2 separate regions of the Mus musculus genome follow, and region 2 is linked to region 1. A link is a loop called in an ENCODE intact Hi-C map of the cell type or tissue named here. Cell type or tissue: gastrocnemius. All regions are shown on one strand. Each heading gives the region's core, and the rest is flanking DNA. Links, peaks and the distances in the headings are about the cores only. Region 1 has its middle 19 kb from the start of Crb2. Region 2 holds the start of Strbp (spermatid perinuclear RNA binding protein).

What was found. Hi-C counts contacts between places; a loop is a spot of excess contacts. Peaks named below come from ENCODE experiments on the same cell type or tissue, not always from the same donor. Only the 100,000 strongest peaks of a DNase experiment are listed, where the experiment ranks them.
Region 2: it touches region 1 in a loop (3-fold over the local background); 11 of 42 quality-filtered maps call a loop at or near these places.

What each region holds. Positions count from the first base shown.
Region 1 is chr2:37,752,856-37,761,186 of GRCm38, reverse strand. No RefSeq gene overlaps it. Among named protein-coding and RNA genes, the nearest start is that of Crb2, 19 kb to the left of the region's middle. In gastrocnemius, for the core only: no CTCF peak of the experiment used is centred there; DNase peaks (open chromatin) are centred at 4,500 and 4,794; H3K27ac peaks cover 670 bases.
Region 2 is chr2:37,699,643-37,707,973 of GRCm38, reverse strand. It overlaps Strbp (spermatid perinuclear RNA binding protein), which reads left to right and starts at 4,629. Exons shown (of 18, transcript NM_001379315.1): 1 at 4,629-4,782. In gastrocnemius, for the core only: a CTCF peak has its summit at 4,669; DNase peaks (open chromatin) are centred at 4,125, 4,526, 5,438, 5,976 and 1 more place; H3K4me3 peaks cover 2,555 bases; H3K27ac peaks cover 2,512 bases.

The DNA of each region.
Region 1 (8,331 bases), core at 21-8,020:
GTCAGTACTGGATTCTCACAAGGACTCCTCTCAGATATCTTATCACTACCCTAGAGCACAGAGATCCTGCAGCTTCGGATCTGCAGGATTAGGCCTTTCACAAACTCCAGCTCGTTCATAGATGGGGTAGATGCTGGAGTGGGTCAGCTCACAACCTTGTATTTGAGTGGTAGCTGCATTGGTTAGCCTGACAACTCTCCCACACTCATGCTATCAGGGTCAGCTCACCAACAGGGCCAGCTCTACTGTCTGCCCAGATGGGGTTCCAGGTGTGGGGTAGGGGATAGCACTCTCCTAAGTGCAGCAACAGGTAAGGGGCGGGGCCATCTCTGCACAGCCCAGCCATCAAACAACACCGGCCCCAGCTGGCAGATGAGGCGCGTCTGCATAACCTTTGATGGTAACAGACCCCTGCTGCTGCAGAGCTACTTGCTCATTTTAGGGACTCTGGGTGCCTGGGGTCGTTTCAGGACTGCTATGCCTCACCTGTGCCATGTAGCACAGACTGTCTTGGGCTTGTTCTGCCCTCCTGGGCTGCGTAGTGCCAGGTGAGGGTCCTCGAGTCTTCTTGATTTGAAAATCCATTCTTAGGAAAGCCACCAGTTTTGGTTGGAGATCGCCTGTAATCCCAGCACTTGGGAGGCAAAGGCAGGTGGAGTTTGAGGTCAGCCTGGGCTGAAAGGGTGAGTTCCAGGACAGCCAAGGCTGTGTGAGTGCACGCACATGCACAGACACACAAAGATAGAGAGACAGAAACACACACACACACACAGAAACAGAATGAGAGAGAGAGAGCGAGTGAGAGAGAGAGAGAGAGAGAGAGAGAGAGAACAGCAAAGCAAAGCCTTGCTTATTTAGGACCATGTTTAACCCTTGCCAGAAAGTGTCAGGCCTGGTGTTAGAGGAAGAGACAGAACTTGATTGTGTGCCTGGCTGTCCGGTCACATAGTACCCTATGTATTATGAACTACTGAGGAGCTCTGGCTTAGTGAAGGCAAGGCTCTTGACCAGGGTCACAGATGAGAAGGTGGCAGAACTGAGATCAGGTCCAGGAGCCTCCCCACTCAGACAGGGCATTCTCTTCACCCTTGGTGCTTCAGAGGAAGACAGCCAAGGCATGACCTTCAGCTGCCCTTGGCTTTCATGCAGGGCAGCTCCCATCCATCCAACAGCCCAGATGCTCACTACTCCCTTGGCCCAGGAAGGCAATCTTTAAACGGAGTCAAGTTCATTGTCTTTGTTTAGACAGCAGAAGGGAGAAAACTCTACGGTAAAGGGAATGGTTGGTTCCCGCTGGCCTCACAAGTACACACAAGATTGTCTGAGTCAGCATGCAGACCTCCCTGGCCTCAGCACACCTCCCAGGCTGTCTGAGAGAATACAGTAAGAGAACGCTGTGGAATCGCCAGGCACAGGGCCCACCCAGCCTTAGGGCAGGCGTGGTTTTGGTGACCTTCTGCAACAATTTTGGGGCAGGGGAAAGGACAAGTGTGGCCCAACACTGGCTTATGCAAAGTGCTCAACAGGAAGATCATTCCCTGCGGAAGGAAGGAAGGAAGGAAGGAAGGAAGGAAGGAAGGAAGGAAGGGAGGGAGGGAGGGAGGGAGGAAGAAAGAAAGAAAGGAAGGAAGGAAGGAAAGAAGGAAGGAAGGAAGGGAGGGAGGGAGGGATGAAGGAAAATTCAGAAGGAAGCTTTAGGCCAATTATCTGGGCCAAGGCCTATAATCTCTGTGATCCTCAGTTTCCACATCTGTAAGACTGGTGTGCACATTCTCTTCTCAGCTCCACATCACTGATGCCTTACTGGTACTTCAGCCACAGCAGTTTACTGCAGAGTCGTCAGCAAATGTGAGACCCCCACACCCAACTGTCATCTTTCCAGGAAAAGGCCCCACACCCATCTGTCATATTCCAGTGCATCTCTAGCCTCAGGTAATAAATACCTTTCACAATGGGTGCTATTGCCTGTTTATGCAGTTTTCACTCAGTAAAAGCTAACACATGCTAGCTGGCTGGGAATGTAGTTTGAAAACCGCTAGGACTACAAGAGACCATGTTTTAAAACAAAACAAAAATCCCCCATGCTAGTAAAACATACTTAACATTTGCCGGCCATCACCTGGCTCCCGTGTCACATCATATAACTTTACAGGACTATGGAATTTCCAGAGGATGAAGCCCTGAATGAGACAGACAGGCTGATTCCCAGGCAATTCAGTCTTGCAGGTTTACTGTGTGCAGTATGGTGACCACCTCGTTTCAGCCTCCTAGTTCCTGTCGGTCCTTACAAGGCCCAGAAAGTCCTCTAGGGACCCTCTCCAGGTTGCACAATTTTGTGTGAGCCTGTATCCTGTTGAACCTGCACCTTTCCCATCTGGGCACTCCCCCCTCCCCCCAGGGTCTCAACTGCACCTCCTGGATGAGAGCTGGCTTTGCTGATGTGATTCACTGTCCCTTTCCGGCTCTGACATCGTCGGTATTTAAATCAGCACATGAATATTTCACAAGCATCCCGGGCGAAAATAACCCCCTGCCTGGTTATGTCAGGCCGCAGCTCCAGTCGCTAGGCCGCGGCTCCCTTGCTATTTACGAGACATGCGATTCCGCCAGGCCTCCCAGCAGCAGCCCAAGGAATCGATATTCTTTAAATAAGTAATTAGAGGAGCTGAAGACTTGGGCAAGGCCTGGACGAAGCCGGCCGGCAAGTATCTGTGAAGAGCTCTTCTAGGTTCCCTGCAACGGGCCTCTCTGTCAAACCTTGTGACAGGGTCTGGGGGTGGAGTGAGTGAGACAGGGCGGAACAAGACCCAGCCGTAGAGTTGCTGGCATTTTTCAGGCTCTCCCTTCCTGCCAGGCTTTGTCTCATTACTGCTACCCCAAATTGTTCTCCCGAAGTCACAGAGGCTCAGAGAGGGGAGGTGAGTCTCCCAGCACCATACAGCAAGGGAAAGTCATAGGTCCATGTCCATCCTGCTTAAGCAGGGTGTTTTTCAGCCTTGAGCTCTTGCTATTTGAGGCTGGACCACAGTTCGTGGCTCAGAGAGGGGAGGTGAGTCTCCCAGCACCACACAGCAAGGGAAAGTCATAGGTCCATGTCCATCCTGCTTAAGCAGAGCGTTTTTCCACCTTGAGCTCTTGCTATTTGAGGCTGGACCACAGTTGGTGGCGGGAGACCAGCCTGCGCATTGTGTGATGGTTACAACAGTGACTGAGTAAAATACAGTGACATGCACATATGAAAATGTCATAAGGAAGCTCATTGTTTTGTATGCCAATTATAATAATTAGTGGTGCTAAAAATAACCCAGGGGAGAGGGAACTGCACTCCTCTTGGGCTCTCCCATTTACCAGCCTCAACTGAGCTGGAAGCTATCAACAGGACTGCCTTTGGCTCCAAAGGACCCCACCACCACCACCAAATGCCACATTTTTAGCTTCTGCTGTGCCTACAGGGTTGGAGGGAGTGCCGCTCAGCCCCTTCCCAGTGCATGGGCTCAAAGGCTGCACTTTTGATTACCCAGGAAGCGGTAAAACACACAGAAGCAAGCATATTTTTTTTTCAATGCACATTTTATTGGTCTGTAGTGTGGGTGTTTCTTCCACCAATGATGATCAAAAGCAGGGATCTGACCACCATCCTTGTTTAGGTGTTTGTGAGAAAAGGTATCTAGAAAGGCCTGTCCCTGTAGACACAGCCTCCAGGACAGGGCTCAAGGGTGTTTGTGCATACCGCTTTATCCTTTCCACCACATTGTCCTTGGGTCTCCTAGGGTATCTGGACATCCCCCAGCTAGCCTCATCTTGTGGCTAAGGAAACTGAGGCTAGGTGGGGTGGAGTTTTGTCCAGAATACATTGTTGAGCAGCCATTTTCTGAGGGGCTACTGTCACCCTAGTAGCCGTGGGAAAGCTCCTTCTCAGTGGTACCACGAATGATTCTGGTTGGTGGCTATCCCTCCAGGAAGTGATCAAGCATGCTTCTTGAAGGCACACTTCCTCTTTCTGGGGACACACCTCCCAGAGCCACAGAACTGTCCAGGTCAGAGAAGGATTTGCAGGACTGCATGACAGTAGTGGCAGGTGGTAGTTTCTGTGAGCCTAGAAGTGACACAGGTCACCTTTGTCCATGTTTCATCCGCCAGTCATGTTCAAAGCGAACCTAGCTTCGACCCCAGGAAGAGAACACAGATGGATAGACCTTGAGCTGTGTCTCTGTGTTTGGTCTCAAGGTGCCAGGGTTAAGTCGACACAGATAGGGTAGGGACCCACACCCTGGCAGGAGATGGAGTGACACGACTGTGTTATACCCAGGGAACCAGTGTCCCTAGCTGGAGGTTAGAATAAGTCCTCATCCCATGTTTCAGCAGGAGTCCCTGTCAGTAAATGTAACTGTAGGCCTGAGGTCCCAGCAGATGGCACAGAAGAGGTAAATGGCTGAGTTCATTCTGTACACAGACTCGCACTCCCCACCCCACCCCACTCACACACACACACTGAGGCACATGCATGTACACACACACACACACACACACACACACACACACACACCCCAGCTATTATAACATTTTACCACCACAGTTAATAGGCATCTGCTTGAGGGACTTAGGGACTCTGGGCTGGGGGGCTAAGTGTGCATGTCCTTCCAAGGGTTTGCTTCTTTAGTGACACCAGGGCCCAGAGCCCATGAGACATTTAAAGACTGCTACAGCAGTGGACTGTGATGTGTCATCTCTGTGGCTGTAGGTACCAGCAGGGGCCTTAGGGACCAGCTGGTAGGCACTGGCCTCCCACAGGCACCTTGGCAGGCTTAGCACTTTGTCTCTGTCAAGCCTGTTTCTCCAGTTTCTCTGTCAGGGGCCACCTGATCATCTTCCAAAGGGCTGCTTCTGGAACACTGGGGCCAGCTCTCCCAGGCAGCAAGCCCCTGCAGAAGCTAGCCTTGGACCACAGCACACCTCAGGTCTCAGTGGTTCTCCCCCCTTTCCTACCAGCTCGAACCCCACGTGGGTCTTATGCCTTTTGCTCTAATTACAAGGTCTTTGCAGAAGATTTGGAGTAAATATCCATCCTGTCTTTTTACATTCTTCCAATATTCAAGGTCAAGGGGACTCATGGGCAGAATCAATGTAACTGCTGTTTTCTGGCATCCCATGCTTTTGATTTTATGCATTTAAAAAGCACGATTCTGAGAAAGGATCTGTAGGCTTTACTTGATGTCAGAGGGACCTGGGTTGCTGGAAAAGCAAGTGTCACCTTAGGCTGTGGCCTCCTGCTGTGGAACAGGATTCCTTCCCTGCTCCACAGTATGCATGCCTTGCTCTCCAAGGCTCCTATTGGTGTGAGGATATACCCACCACCTCCCTTCCTCTAGACGCTAGCGCTAGCGCCCCTGAGCACCTTCTAAAGTGGGTGGTCCCACAGGAGTGTTATTCCAGGTGGTCTTCTTCCACCTGTCTAATTAAGGGGACTTCTCCCTAAGCCAGATAAAGCAGGAGTCTCCGGTGAACACTCTGCACTGAGACAAGCTGTGTCCCACAGGGCAGAAGCCAATCTGGGAGGAGGGGGAGGGAGCTGGCTGCATAGTCCAGATGTGGTCCCATCCTCAGGCAACACGGTTCCTCATGGCCTCCTCTGTCTGACTCCTGCCCAAATCCCACAGAGACGCACAGAGACGGGTGTAAGCAAGGCTGGCAGCTGTGAATAAGTGAATGTGGAGACAAACTAAGAGAAACCTCACAGGCACAGAGGAGGAGGAGGAGGATGTCCATTGTGGACCTGTAAGCCACTGCCTGGGGTGGGAGGTGGCGTCCAAAGTGGGTGTTTCTGTATGCCAACAGTGGGAAGCCAGAGACAGGTGGTAGTGGCTGAGCCTGAGGAAGCCAGCAGGAACTAGGCTAGAAGAGGCTTACCTGTCATGATGGTAGCATCAATGGTTGCTGTAAGTCAAAGCTGGAGTCCCTCTGATCATGGCCAGGACCTCATGCAGGGTCCGTATAGAAGTCCGTATGTGGGAGCCTGATATCCCCTCATCAATCCTGTCTCAAGCTATCTCAAGATTCCAGGAAGGAATCAGGCTCTCCCCCTGTACCCAGCAGACATCCTTAAACTACTTTTATGGGGCCACCCATCAGCTCACTTGTTAAATCTAGCTTTCCTTAGCTCTGACTCCCCCTGACCTCCATGTCCCCTTCTCTATTCTGGCATTGACCGGCTGCTTCTTTGTCCTTAGGGTCTCCTCTCCTTGTGCTCATCCCTAAGAAGGTGGTGGCTTCCCAGTGCCCGTTCCTCATCCCCTCCTTAATCATTGTCTACCCTAGACAACCCCAATCCTTTCCTGTGACTTCAGGAACCACATAGAGCTGGGGTCCCCAGTTTCCACTTTCTGTCACTCCTGACTCAGTCGTTCACCTGCTGAACTTTCTCAGAGCTCCCCATGGACACCTCAGTCCTAGAGACACCCTCAAGTCAGACTTCACTTCCCCCCACAACCCATATAATGTCGGCATAGTGCAGTCCTGTGCAGCTGCCCATGAGGAACTGAATCCAGCTTTCTTTTGGACACAAGGAAGGGGCTGGGAATGTAGCTCAGTTGACAGAGTTCTTGACTAGCATATGAGAAGCCCTGGGTTTGATTCCTAGTAGTGCCTAAAGCTTTTGACACTTGTCTGAGGCAGGAGGATCAAAAGTTCAAGGTCACTTATCTGTGAATCAGCAGCCAGTTTGGGATACATGAGATCTCTCTCTCTCTCTCTCTCTCTCTCTCTCTCTCTCTCTCTCTCTCTCTCCCTCCCTCCCCTCCCCCCTTCTTGTTTTGTTTTGTTTTGAGATGGGGTTTCTCTGTGTAGCCCTGGCTGTCCTGGAACTCACTCTGTAGACCAGGCTGGCCTCGAACTCAGAAATCCGCCTGCCTCTGCCTCCCGAGTGCTGGGATTAAAGTCGTGTGCCACCAAGCCTGGCTTCCTTCTTTCTTTTTTTAATTGCAGATAATACTGAGCAGGGCAGAAGTGAGCCACTCTACTGACTCTCAGGTGTCACTGTGTGATTAGGACCCAGGAAGGAGAAGCGCATCTCACCTCTGACCTCTGGGTCTGCTGGGACTGAGCAGTAAATGTTGATCAGATTGATTCACGCCACCCTTGGAAGTCAGTGGTCAGCTGCTGACCACACTGTCAATTATTCAGGCTCCCAGGGATTGCATGGAGAGCATAGATGGCTTAAATAAAACATGGCTCCATTGCCCTTCCCTCAGAGGCCTGGGCAGGGTGGACAGCCAGCACCCAGCACCTCCCTGGATAGCCATGAGCACACATGCCTGGGATCCCACCCAGAAATCAGTTCACATATGGTTCTGAAGGCCTTCCAGAGCCAGGAGACTGGATCCCAAGGGCAGGACAGGCTACGGGAGTCACCTGAGTCGAGTTTCAGTTCTATTCCAATAGTCACAGGCTTTCCTTGTCACTAGAGACAAACAGACACTGTGGGAGCCTGGGAGCCATGAGACCATGGGCAGGAGAGTCACACCCCAGAGAGGTCAGTCCCTTGGGAACAAAGCTGATGACACAGGCCACCTCATGCCCTCAGGTCTTTCTGGAACCAGGTGATCGAGAATGAAGGTGCATTCCTGCAATAGCTTCTCCCTGTGTGCTTGGCACTTTGTGAGGTTCCTCAAGGTGCAGTGAGAAGGCTGATTTCTGCCCCAAGTAAATCCTAGCTGAACACTAACAACAGAAAGGATGGTGAGTTGGGCACAGTTCTAACCTCCATGTGCCTCCTCACACATTCTAACATTCATCAAGGTGGCTGCTGGTGGCATCTCCATCATTCAGCCGAGGGAGACGTTTTACAGACGAGGCTATGAAAATGTGCCCACCACCCATTCTGTGTAAATGATGGGACTTCAAGTTCCTACTGTCCACTTCTGTTTAGAGTCACGGGATGGAGATGGATGGACACTAGATAGATGGTCCTCTACAGGCAGTGCTGTGGAGGGGAAACCAGAGGGACTATAACAGAGGGGCCAGTGTATCCATGATGAATCATGGGAGAGTGACAGAGAAGACCTTTTAGAAGGTCATAGACTTCTGAAAAAGGAGGTCCTGAGGAAAGTCTGTTCTGAGCCTGGAAGGAGATCTGGTAGTGGTAGGAACAGATGAGCCAGGGCTTCCCTCGGCCCCATGATACACACTTCCTCTTTGTTGCTGCTTTTAGATCTTAGTTTCCAAAGCCAACAGGTAGGCTTGAGCCTTCTTGTTGAGTTGATCATATTCTCCCCTGTGGTTGTCTCTGTCATGGCCCCTCCCCTGAAGACCTGAACTGCAGGCCACTGGAAGCCA
Region 2 (8,331 bases), core at 159-8,158, 53 kb after region 1:
ACCTTTCAAATGCTATCCTGAAAGTCCCCTATACCCTCCCCCCCACCCTACTCCCCTACTCACCCACTCCCCTTCTTGGCCCTGGTGTTCCCCTGTACTGGGGCATATAAAGTTTGCAAGACCAAAGGGCCTCTCTTCCTAATGATGGCCGACTAGGCCATCTTCTGCTACATATGCAGCTAGAGACACGAGCGCTGGGGGTACTGGTTAGTTCATATTGTTGTTCCACCTATAGGGTTGCAGATTCTTTTAGCTCCTTGGATACTTTCTCTAGCTCCTCCATTGGGGGCCCTGTATTCCATCCTATAGCTGACTGTGAGCATCCACTTCTGTATTTGCCAGGCACCACAGTGTCATCTTTCAGTATCTTTTGGATCAAATATGTGTCTGGAAGTTAAACTGGAGTCCACTTACTCCTCCTTTCAAAAACATGTAAAAACACATTTATTTGTGTCTTTCTTCCCTCTTGTGAGGATGGGGACAGCATAGCTGTTTGTTTCCTTAAAAATAAAACAAAAAACAAAAAAACCAAACCTCTAAGGATTTCCACACATCAGATATCAGTTAGTACTTGAGCTAAGAATGGCTGAAACAGCCAATGCTGCTCTTTGAACTTAGGTGTGATTATGAAGTAGTCTAAGCTTTAGGATGTTACAGCATCCATTATCTTCCCACTGTTTATAGTAATGTAAATACTGGGAGGAACGTAATACCCACTATAGGGAGTGTAGTTTAATTAAATGATCCTTAAGATACAATGTTATGCAAAAAAGTACAAAAGACGAATACAAAAACAAAGAGATGTATTCAGTCAGATGTGGCAGTACATGCCCCCCATCCCAGCACTCAAGGCAAACTCTGTGAGTTCATGCCAGCTAGCATTACATAGTGACACCCTGTATTAAAAAGAATAAGAATAAGAACAAGAACAAGAACAAGAACAACAACAACAACAACAACAACAACAACAACAGCCAATCAGGTGTATTCTCTTTATACTAAATGAAAAACACCCATGCAGACAGAATACAATAATCTTCCCCCATCTTTTTTTCCTCTTGAGACTTTTTTTGTTTGTTTGTTTTTTGTTTTGTATACTGTGCTGTCCTGGAAGTCTCTCTGTAGATCAGATGGCCTTAAACTCAAAGAAATCCACTTGCCTCTGCCTCCCAAGTGCTGGGATTAAAGTGTGCACCACTAATGCCTGGCTGTTTGTATTCTTAAAGAGTTTAAAGCAGAACAAAACTTCTAAAGCAGGAGCTAGAGAGATGGTCAGTGGTTAAGAGCAGCTGTTGCTCTTGTAGGACCTGAGTTTGGTTTCCAGCAATCACAGTGGGTGGCTTACAACTGCCTGTAACTCCAAATCCAAGTTCTGACACTTTTAGTCTCTCTGGGCACCTCCACTCACATGCACACCCACAAAAAGTTAACTATACATATACATAATTTAAATATATATACTTATAAAAATTTAAGGCAATGTGGAAGTAAAGTTCTCTGCTTTTATATCCAATACTAGTTTCTAGGCGAGATCAGTAGTGACTGATGTTTAGAACTTTCTGATGTTTTATTAATGCAAATATAACATATATATCATAGCACATGAGCTGTTTGTAACCTTCTTTTTCCTTCTTTCCTTAAAAAACATAAAACCTGGGAGGCAGAGTCAAGAGAATCACTAAGGTCAGCTTTATCTACAGAGAGAGTTCTGGAACGGCCAGGACTGTACAGAGAAACCTTGTCTTGTAAACCAAACCAAACCAAACCAACCAACCAACCAACCAACCAAACTAACCCAAAACATAAAACCAAACCAATGAAACAATGTCAGTAAGAACAACAATACCACCACTACCACCACCACCACCCAGGTCTCATGTAGCCCAGCTGGCTTTAGACTTTGAGCTTACCAAATACCTGTGGATGGCATTGAATTCCTGATCTTCCTGCCTCTACCTGTCATTTGCTAGGATTACAGGCTTGCTTCTTGCAATCCTGGGTATGGAACCCAGGACTTCACATATGCTCTAGGCAAGCAGCGAGGCACACATTCTACAGCTGAACCACACCTCGTCCCCTAAGAGAGTTCCACATGGCCCAGGCTGGCCAACAACTCTCTATGAAGCAGAGTCTAGCTTTGAGGTTCTGATCCTTCCTCGTTGGCTTTCCAAATGTTAGGATTGCAAGAGGCACCACCATACTTGGTTACAACTTTCATATTTCTCTGGACATGTAAAGTGAGACATGACAAAATTTTCTTTGCAAGTAGCAGATGGAGTGGAGTGAGGGACAGAGAATGTGATGGTCATTTTAAATGTGAACTTTTACACTCTCCTTACTTTTGTATTATTTACTTGTTTTTCAATGTTTTACTTAATTTTTTAAAAACATTTTTTTACTTCTATGCTGTGCATATATGAATATTGGCACATATGTGCATATCACTCCTGTGGAAGTAGGTTAGAGGATAACATGTAAGGTCTTTCCTTAAACCATGTGGGCTCTGGGATTTTAACTCAGGTTTGTCAGGCTGGGCAGCAACACCTATACCTGCTGAGACATCTAGCCTACCCTCACTTGCTTGTTTTTGTCCTGAGTGTTTGGAGTTAAAAGTTCAATAAAAAACAAAACAAGAGATACTATTGAATCCTTAATGCCATATATTCTGCCTACTTAAAAAATATAATTTATAAGTGTTAGAATTCTAAGGGCCACATATGTTAAATGTAGTCTCACTGACTCCTAGTAACAGTACTCTGAGGTATGCAAAATGACAGATGAGGGCTCTAAGACCTAGATCTGTCAAGGTCACACAGCTAGTGCACAGCAAACCTGTATTGTGCACTGCAGTGTCTCTTCTCCCCTGGCAGACTTCCTTTTATACTGTAAAACCCAGCTTTAGTGATCTCATCCTCTGTGTATGTGGTCTTTCCTAACTTTACTCAGGCAGAGGGATGAACCTTTCCTCAAGATGCTTACAATCCAGGGAAGAGACTGAGCTAAACTACAGCTTGGTGACATAACAAGGCATTGTTGAACTGGTGATGCACAAGCAGGAAGAGTCTGGACCTGTGTCTCAGGGCAGTCAAGGGGCTCCAGATGGAGTATGTTCTAAACTGATAGAACAACCAGGTTTCCAGAAGGCTAGAATGAGGTGCCAATCAGACATAGTGATCTGGGGCTTAGCATAGACTTCAGGGATATGTTACAGACCTGGGGATAGCTAGGAAAGGACAGCTTTGTTGTTAATGAAGTGTCAAGGAGGGGCAATGGGAAGTGTGTATGTCCTGAAGTTGAAGGCCATACTCAAAGCTTTTTAACTCTAAGTATTAACATATTCTGTGAATGAAGTACTGAGGTCATATATTTTGGTAGTGCTGTGGATGCAACCCTGGACTTTGTCCATGTCAGGCAAGTATTATTGAGAATCATTTCCAGTCCAGAGCTGTTAATATTTGAGTCTGGTACAGGAGCAAGATGAGAAGGGGACCTACCAGGGGGAGTGTGGGAGGTCAGTCCCCTACTGTCTGCTCAAATTAAGTGGGGTTCTTTGCTAGGTTTGCTTTAGGCTAAGGACCTTGACTTATTCTTCAGTGCATTCTAGCACCCTGCCGAGTGTGGAGCATGCAACACACACTAAGCATGGGCTGAACCCCCTGGGAGAATGCTAGGCACTAAGAAGATGCCAACGTAGAGCTGTAAAATAAAACTTGAACCTTTTATTTCTTTCCCAGTACCACCGTTGGAACAAAGTGGGTAGGTGTTTAGCTAGACTACTCCAGACCTAAGGAGGGAAATAAGGAGGGAAAGGATTTCCCGGGCCATTAAGGGTGGAGTAGGGAGAGGAGATTTTGATTTTTGTTCAGTGCTTGCTATGTGCCAGGAAAATTCATATCTATTGTTTTATGCCATCTGCTCAACGGCTCTTAAATAGGAATTACAGTTTTAGTTTTTGTGAAGTGGAAACTGAAGCTCGAGCGGTTCGGTAACTTGGCCAAGGTCACACAACCGGCAAGTGGGAGGGGGAGCGAATCAAGGAGGGATCGGAGTCTCTTACTCAGCCAAGGTACTGCCTGCCCCTCCTCCACCCGGGAGGCATTGCGGCGCTTACTCCGTTAGCGTAAAGGCCGAGGCTGGAGCTGGAGAAGCATCCCGCACCGGGACGCAGAACCTGGGGAAGCCGGCTCTCATTGCGGCCGGGAGCAGCTCTCAGAACCTGCAGTTACGAAGTTAATGCGCGCTTAGCTCTTTTCAGCAGTTGGCCTCCGCCCAGCAACGCTTACCGCCGCAGGCACAGCGGGGCTCAGGTACGGTTTGCGGCCCGGGCTAGGCGCCGCGAGGTGGGCGGGACGCAGTTTACGTAAGCGGTCTCGCAGGTGCAGGCGGCGGCCGCGGGCCTGAGCGCCCTGCGCGCTCCCAGGTGCGCAGTTGACGCAGGCGACAGCGCGGCGCGGCGGCGGCGGGCGCTGGCCGGAGCTCTCAGGTGCGGCAGAGCGCGCGTGCAGGGGGCGCGCGGAGGGCGATGGGGCGGGCTTTCCGTTCCCCAGCAGCCGCGGGCCCCGCCCCCTGGATCGGCCAATGGGCGTGCTCGGCGGCGTCACGTGCTTGCCGCCGCCGCCGCGGTCGCTGCCGAAGCCGAGCTCGGATCCGCGAGCGCCACCAAGGCAGCAGCCGCCGCAGCCGCCGCCGCTGTGCTGAGGAGCCGGAGACGCGGGCGGACGAGGTGGCGGCGGCGGCGGAGCGGGAGCGGGGAGCGGACGCGGGCGGAGCGCGGCGGCGCGGGTAGGCTGCGGCGGGGCCGGCGCCTGCGCGGCGGGCCGTCCCGGGCGGGCGGCGGTTGAGGCGGCGGTTGAGGCAGTTGGCGGAGGCTGCCCGGGCCCCGCATTGTTTGTTGTGCGTCCTTAGCAGCGGCGGCGGCTGCTGAGGCGAGGAGCGCGGCGCAATCCCAGCCCCGCGGCTTGAGCTTTGTGGTCGCCGCCGCGGTACCCGGCCGGTCCGCGTCAGGACTGCGGGTCGCCTTGCTTGCTTTCGGGGTCGGGGTCGCGGGTCCCGGCCCTGAACCTCCCGAGGGCGTGGGCAGCGTGCGGGGCGCCAGCTCTGGGGAGGTGGGAGGGTTCCGGACTCGGGGCAGGTGCTGGAGGACGTTGCGGGCAAGAGCTGGGGAGAGGCTCGGGGGGCGGGCACAGGGTGTGGGCAGATTTGGGTGTAAGGGAGCGTTGAGGGACCCGGCCCCACGGTGACCAGGGCCTCAAGGGCACGCCTGGGGGACCCATGGGGGCCTAGGTCGGGCTCGAGAGGGAAGGAGGACGTTCCGTTTGGGGATTCGGATGGGTGTGTAGGGGGATTTGGGGCGGGCAGGGGCAAGTGAGGTGGTGGAGGGAGGGACAAGATGGGCACCTCTAGGCAGAAATGGAAGGAGCAGATGCCCTGGTTAGCGCTGCTTGTGAGGGGCAGAGAATGGGGCAGGCAGCGGGAAGGCCACCGGACGCCTGAAGGGAAATGGCGGAGGAGGGGTCCGTAGCTGGGAGTGTGGCGAGCAGGCTGAGCCCCAAAAGATGGAGGGAAGGAGTGTCAGAGGAGGGGGTTCTCTCAAATGGTGGCGGTTGAAATTGAGGGTATTCAGGCAGGAGATGTCTGTCTGTGTGTGTGCGCCCAGGACGTCAGGAGTTCCCTAGTGAGTATCTGGCTGGGAAGTATGGAAGGAGACAGGAAGGGGTTGACAGGCTTGGGGAAAATGGCTTGGTTCTGTATTCAGGGTAGAGGAGGATAGAGCAAGTGGGAGGAGGAGTGGTTTACACAGGTACTGAGTTTGAGGGCTTTGGGAGAGAAATGGGGATAAGGAGGTTATGTGGAGGTTTTAGGTTGGGTGGAGAGAGATGTCAAGGCAGGAGGTGTGTGTAGCAGTAAAAGGGCAGCAGAAGTGAGTGAAGCGGAGGGTGTTTGTGTGAGAAATTCTAGTGGGCACCAGCAGAAGAGGAAACCTTGAGGTTGGGAGCACCCTGGAAAGGGATGGGGTGTGTGGCAGGATGGAGAGTGGGGTGGTGAGCAGAAGGGAGGGAGAGGAAATATGGGAGTGGTAGGTAAGGTGTGTGTGTGTGTAAATGGAAATATTCCCAGGGCAGGAGGTGTGGAGAGAAGTTGGGAATGAGGAGGAAGATGGAAGCGGGGGTATGTTTGAAGGGAAATCAGTAGTAGGATGTAGGGGGTATGTTTGAAGGGAAATCAGTAGTAGGATGTAGAGGAAATGAAAGGAGTAGGCAGGGGACAGAAGAAAGGGTATTTTGTAGTAGAAAATGTAAAGGAATAGTACTTATACTGAAGGAAAGGAGAGGTGTTTATGGGTTTATGGCTGTAGCTAGAAGGACAGTTGTATGGAGTTGGTGTGCTGAGGGAAGTAGGATGCTCATGTTTAAAGCAGGAAATGACTGTCAGAGAGGGTTCAGAAGTAGGTTACTTAATTAAGATTTTGGAAGATTCAAGGTGTGGAAGTGTGAGGAAAGATTGGAGTTTTACAGTGTTAAGACATTAAAGGTGGTTGCCTTTAATCTCAGTGCTTGAGAGGCAGAGGCAGGTAGAGCTCTGAGTTAGAGGCCAGCCTAGTCAGTTATAGGAGAGCCAGGGCCACACAGAGAAACACTGTCTTGAAAAACAAAACAAAGACAAGCAAACAAGCAACAACAACAAACCCAAAAGACAGTAAAGGGTCCAAAATTAAGTCACTGAGAGATAATAAAGGGTAGAGTGCAGATGTCCAATGGGAGGAGAAAACTAGGGAGGATTATTTTCAGGCTTAGAGGAACTAGAAATTTGGGACAGTGGACACAGGATGTGGATCCTAGACTGATTAACAGAGAATAAAGGACTTTCAATTGCATACAATATCTTTTTTTAAAATTTTTTTTAATTAGTTATTTTCTTCATTTACATTTCCAATGCTATCCCAAAAGTCCCCCCTCCCCTCCCCCCTCCCCTCCTCCCTGCATATAATATTTTAAAGTTAATTTTTTTAGGATCAAAGAGGTGATGAGCCCCACTTTTAGTTTTACAGCAAGTGAATGGGAAAGGAATAAGGAAGAGCTGACCACCTACTTTCAAATTGGGCAGTATGTGGTGTGTATTCACTTAGCTCTGTTGACTGAGTAGACATGTGGCTATACATTGTGAAGAATACACCCAAAAGGTAAAGGAAATGGAATTGCAGTAGGTGCATAGTAGATGTCTTTGTGAAGCTTCCTGAAAGCAGGTCCCAGAGGCCAGTAACATCAAGAGCTCAAGAGAATATGCAGTTGATATGTTGTGTCTCAGGTACCCAGAAGCTTCCTGGGACAGTATTTGGGTGCTGGATGATGTAATATCAGAGTCTCATGCTACAGGCTGACAAATATAATGTAAGCTTCTAAAAGTGGGAGAAATAGAGCCTTTGGATTCTAACCTTTAAAATGTTAATAACCAACACTGGATTGTCAGCTCTTTTTTTAACCAAGTAATTGAAGTAAACTTTAGCTGAGGCCTTTAGGTTCTTATGTATTTTGGTTTGCTTTGATGGTGTATGTAATGTTAGCTTTAAATGAGAGAAGACACTTCTGGAGTTGGGTGGATGTAAGTCTACCATCAGCTTGCCAGGTACATGGGAATTAAACTTCAGGATTTTGAACCAACATTTCAGTGCCTTGTCTCCTTTAGTGATCTGTAGCTTATGTTAGAATTTGTGTGTGTGTGTGTGTGTGTGTGTGTGTGTGTGTGTGTGTGTGTGAGAGAGAGAGAGAGAGAGAGAGAGAGAGAGAGAGAGAGAAAGAGACAGAGACTGATTGATTGATTGGGAAGATTAAGGAAACTGCCTTGAGACTGTTTTATAGTAAGCTCTGTTTCCTAGAATCCTGGAAAGTGAATTCCCCTTTGACAGTTGAAATTTTTGCCTTGTCAGATTTTGCTAAAAAGTAAATTTTATCTGGTTATAGAAGTACCTTGAATTGCTATTCAATGAACTTCATATAGTATATAGTACTACTATGATTTCAAAGAAAAGGTCTGTTTTGGACAATTTCTGGGTTGATCCTTTTGTCAGTTGGGAAGTATCTTTGTGTACTTCCAAATAACAAGTTTGAGGGTGAGTGGGAATCTTGCCTAAACATAACGAGAGGAACAGAACACCAAATTTTAAAGTTGTAGTTTGAGTCTTAATTATAAATATTTCAAAATAAAAAGGTAATGATTTTTAAAATCCAGATTTGAAATGTTTAACATAGGGAGTAGTGTTCAGAAGGCATTGTTATAGGATTTTTGGAGGGAAGTGTATTTTAGTATGTCTTTGATTGAAACTTGGAGTTTGTT